2 separate regions of the Homo sapiens genome follow, and region 1 is linked to region 2. The links are chromatin loops, found by intact Hi-C in ENCODE. Cell type or tissue: IMR-90. All regions are shown on one strand.

What was found. A loop is a pair of places that touch in the nucleus more often than their neighbours do. Peaks named below come from ENCODE experiments on the same cell type or tissue, not always from the same donor. Only the 100,000 strongest peaks of a DNase experiment are listed, where the experiment ranks them.
Region 1: a loop joins it to region 2, with 2.2 times the contacts of the local background. A loop is called at or near these places in 11 of 110 quality-filtered maps.

The regions. Positions count from the first base shown.
Region 1 is chr7:73,893,970-73,896,469 of GRCh38, forward strand. No RefSeq gene overlaps it. Among named protein-coding and RNA genes, the nearest start is that of TMEM270, 34 kb to the left of the region's middle. In IMR-90, a CTCF peak has its summit at 1,000 (motif pointing left); a DNase peak (open chromatin) is centred at 1,112; H3K27ac peaks cover 903 bases.
Region 2 is chr7:73,998,706-74,001,205 of GRCh38, forward strand. No RefSeq gene overlaps it. Among named protein-coding and RNA genes, the nearest start is that of ELN, 28 kb to the right of the region's middle. RefSeq lists an enhancer at 1,547-2,047. In IMR-90, no CTCF peak of the experiment used is centred here; a DNase peak (open chromatin) is centred at 1,256; H3K27ac peaks cover 1,275 bases.

The DNA of each region.
Region 1 (2,500 bases), 100 kb before region 2:
GCCCCAAGGGTAGTTTGGAATGATGTTCTCAGGACCCGGGGACTTGGGAAGGGCCAGAGCGTGCCAGCTGCCCTGGTTTCTGTTCCCCTTAGCAGGCCAAGCTATGCCCTAGAATGGGGCTCTGCCAAGTGTGTTGGGGAACAGGTGTTGTATATATTCTGCATGCACATGTGTGTAGAATTTCCCTGAACTCCCAGTGTTAAATATCCCTAGATTTGGGAGTGACATATAAGGTTGATTAATGGCAGGGTGAGGTTGGGGTGGAGGGCTAAGGAGGCTAGGGTCCTTGTTCAGGAAGGAGCCCATCCTTACCTGGAATGTATATTCCTGCTGCACCTGGCTCACTCTATCATGTGCCAGTCTGGGATGGCTGGGTACTCTACACCTTGACTTGGTCCTGTATGTCCAGCCACCGGCTGGAGAGAGGGGAAGCAGGGCTGGTCTTGTCGTCAGAAACATGGAAAGGTCTGAGCATGTGTGTTCATATGCATGAATATGCATTATTCTTGAGATCTCAGCTCTGGAAGGAGATCGATCCTTACCTGGCCACGGTATGCGCCTGGTGTGCCTAGCTCCCACCGTCTGCTGCTTTGAGATGGCTCAATAATGGTGCCTCACCTGGGCCCACCTGGCTGGGATATAGAGCCAGGGCACCACGATAAAACCAAGAGGAATAGTGCCTGGGGGAGATAGAGCCGAGGATGGTCCGCCGTGGTGTGTCCTTAGCATGGGCAATTCCTGCCCTGATGTAGGTCAGTATCCGCCTCAGGCTCGGGCAAACTCTTGTCTTTCCACATCATTAATGAGGAGACTAAATAAATCAGTCCCTCTGGAGGGCCCCCCAGCCCCTCAGGCAGCCTGGCTGAAGCTATTAATATTCCCCGTGTTTATGACCCCTTGGCCCTGCTGCCAGACTCCTCTCTAGCCATTGAAATTAATTTTGTGAATCAGAAAGAGGGGGAGTACAGCCTGTTGGAATCCAGGACGATGACATTTCCACCTCCCCCCTGTGGTGAGTCCCACTCACTAATTCTATAAAGCAGTCACCGGGCCAGCCCAGCCTAGGGCCGCCCGCCTGGCTGGGGCTGCCTCATGCCTCTGCTATGCTCTCCCCACAACCCCCAGGGAGGGGGGCTGGCCCCAGCCCCGATGATTCAGGCCCCCTGACACCTTGCACTGATGTCAGTGGGAATGGAGACCTCAGGCCCCAGGACCTCCTGGCCTGTTGCCTGCGCCCGCGCCCTGCACGGGGGTTGGCCCCGGCTCGTGCCTCTCGTGACCTTCCCATGGATGGGGCCTGGCTGGGAAACGAGGCCAGGCCAGACGGCCTCTCCCTCATGCTGTCCCCTTTCTGAGAGCTGCCCAAACTGGCGCCGGGCCGTCCCTTGGCCTCCTTGGGTTTCGAGGACTCATTCTAAAATTAATTTGGGGGAATTCAGGGAATTTGTGAGCAAGTTCCCAGAGAACTGTGGCTGCCCTGGGGGCAAGTGTCTCTCCTTCCTCCCACCCTCCCCCACTTTAACTTCCCCAATTTCCTATATGAGCAGATCCTCTTTGGGTAAACTCATTCCACAAAGGGCAGGGCAGGATGCCTGCATGCTGTACATTGGGGTAGGCTCTTTCCCCCTCCACCCCCACTATGAAGAAGTTTCCAAGAAGAGCTTTTCATTTAACATAGTCTCAAGTCATTTAAGATAAGATTTGCAAATATTTTCTCTCATTCTGTGGGTTGTCTTTTTCATTTTCTTCATAGTGTCCTTTGAAGCACAAAAGTTTTCAATTTTGATGAAATCCAATTTGTCTATTTTTTCTTTGGTTGCTTGTACTTTTGGCATCATATCGAAGACACCATTGCCAGGTCTAAGGTCACGAAGATTTACCACGATGTTGCCTTTTAAGAGTTTTCTTGTTTTAGCTCTTACATTTAGATCTTCACTCCATTTTGAGTTAATTTTTATATATGGTGTGAGGTAGGGGTCAAACTTCATTCTTTTGCATGTGGATATCCAGTTGTCTCACCACCATCTGTTAAACAGACTATTCTTTCCCCACTAAATGGTCTTGACACTGCTGTCAAAAATCAATTTACCACAATTGTAATGGTTTATTTCTCAATTCGATTCTATTGATCTATATGTCTATGTTTATGCCAGTAACACATTGTCTTAATTACTGTAGCTTTGTAGTAAGTTTTGAAATTAGGAAGTGTAGGTCCTCCAAATGTTCTTTTTCAAGATTGTTTTGGCTATTTGATGTTCCTTGAAATTCCATCTGATTTTTAGAATGGATTTTTTCCATTTTTGCAAATACACCACTGGGATTTTGATAGGCATTGCATTGAATCTGTTTTTGGTAGTATTGTCATCAGCTTTGGGTAGAATTGTCATCTTAACAATAACAAGCCTCTAATCCACAAACATGGGATGTCTTTCCATTTATTTAGATCTTTAATTTTTTAATGATATTTTGTAGCTTTCGGTGTACAAGTATTATGCTTCTT
Region 2 (2,500 bases):
ATTCTCAGACAGCGCTGGGCGCGGTGGCTCACACCTATAATCCCAGCACTTTGGGAGGCTGAGGAGGGCAGATCACTTAAGGTCAGGAACTCGAGACCAGCCTGGCCAACATGGTGAAACCCCATCTCTACTAAAAATGCAAAAAAAATTAGCTGGGCGTGGTGGCGCACGCTTGTAAATTACCCCTGCTACTCAGGAGGCTGAGGTGGGAGAATCGTCTCTTGAACCCGGGAGGCAGAGTTTGCAGTAAGCCAAGTTCGCACCATTGCACTCCAGCCTGGGTGACAGAGCGAGGCTCTGTCTCAAAAAAAAAAAAGTTCTCAGACAGTGAAGGGGGTATGGAGGATTGCTGTGCAAGAGCTCAAACAGAGGGAAGCCCAAAACCAGCTGGGGTCTGGGCCACAAGTCATCATGAGCCGGGCTCAGAGGACACGGTAGACCTGGAGCCAGGTCTCAGTCTGGAGTTGGAGTTAAGACGTAGGCCAGGTGTGGTGGCTCGCGCCTGTAATCCCAGCACTTTGGGAAGCTGAGGCGGGTGGATCACTTGAGGCCAGGAGTTTGAGACCAGTCTGGCCAACATGGTGAAGCCTGTCTCTACTAAAAATACAAAAATTAGCCAGGCAAGGTGGCTGGCACCTGTAATCCCAGCTGCTCGGGAGGCTGAGGCAGGAGAATTGCTTGAACCTGGGAGGTGGAGGTTGCAGTGAGCTGAGATGGCACCACTGCACTCCAGCCTGGGTGACAGAGCAAGACTTCATCTCAAAAAAAAAAAAAAAAGACTCAATCTGGGATCAGAGAGGGCTCTGCCCAGAGTCAGGAGCAGATGGTGAAGGCAAGGCCAGAGCCCCCCACCCCTGAGGTCCATCCTGAGCTCAGGGTCCAATCCCTGGTGGTCCTGAGGTTGAAGATAAGCTCCCTGAGCTGCTCACCCTTCGGGTGGCCGACCTGGCCCAGCTTCTGTCCAGGAACCTCCTCAGCCCCGATCCCAAGGGGAAATGCCAGCCCAGACCCCACTCTTCCTTTAGGCCAGGAGGGCCCCCCAAAACCCAGGCCCACCCTCCCCAGCAGCCGGGCCACGAGCCGAGTCCCGCCCTACCCAGTCCAGGGTGAGAATTCCGGCCACACGCCCCTGTGATGTGGTCACGTTGGAAAAATGTTAATCAAATATTCTCCTCCGTGTTTCTTTTCTTTCCCAGGCTGAATTCCTAGAAGACAGGAATTTATGGTGTGAGAGCTCCAGTCCCCGCAGACCCACTGCCAAGGTCAACAGCACGAGGCGGGCATCCCTGCCAAGTGGGGAGTGGAGTCGTGGCTTTAGGAGTTGGTTGCAAGGAAAAACCAAAGTACGTGCATTAAAAAAGAAAAAAAAAAAAAAGAAATCCCTTCTCTCCCTCAAGTTCCCAAACTGGGGCTTAAACAAGGTCTCCCAGCATGGCCCGGGCAGGCCTCTGGTCTGGGAACAGAGTCTCCCTTGGAGATAGGGCCTGCGACGCTGTCACGGGGGCGTCCCTCGGGTCCCTGGAGGGTCTGGAAGTTGCTCCTTCTCTCAGACCAAAGCTCAGCAGCTCAGCCTCACGGGGCGGCGGGTGGGGGGGGGCGGGGGCGGGGGCAGGATCTCCGTGGTGACCCCACCTCTCTGGCCAACCCAGGGCAGTTGACATGAACACAACACATATCATCCTGGGCCCTGTCACCAAGCCCCCTGAGGTGGGAGCCTGCTTCATCTCATCTCGCCTCTGCCATCTTGGTTCTGGGGTCTTGACTCTCCAGAGAGCAAGCTCCTCGCAGACTCGGGCACCAAGGTCTCTGGCAGCAGAGAGACTGGGGATGCTGCCTGTAGTAGCGGAGGGGAGGTGAGGAGGGGGCTGGAGACCACCCAGACTCAAACCCAGATGACCCGATGCTGGGAAGATAGCCTTGGCCCCAGCCCCGAGCCCCGCAGGTGTAACTGAGCATCCACGTGTCACCCATCTGCCTGACACGTGCTGAGTTCCACTGTGTCCCGGGCACCTGGAAAAAGGGGAAACCAAGGCAGAGGAGGCCTCACCGCCAAGTGGGGCATGGAGGAAAGACTGATGAAAAAATGGAGGTGACTGTCACATGAGAACCAGGGGGCTGGAGGGACTGTGGGTCCCCGGAGGAGAGAGCGGCCGCCCTGGGGCTGCAGGGGAGGACGCTGGTTTGAGAAAGCTTTCTGAAGGGAGTTGCACCCTGAGAGGGGCCAGAGTTCACCAGGCGGACACGCAGTGGGAGAGGGGGCTTGCTTGGAAGGAACATTCCAGCTGAGGCCAAAGCATGTGCAAAGGCCCAGAATGTTTATACCTTGGTAAGACTTTTCATATAAATAAGTTCTCAAATCCAAAAAACAAAACGGCCTCTGGCAAGCCACATGTCTGGGTTTCTTGCTTGGAAAAGGAAGCCCTGCCCTGCCCCAAGCCTGGGACCACGAGAAAGTGGGGCCTGACACTTCTCAGGTCCCTGCCCCCTTCCCTGGCAGCCA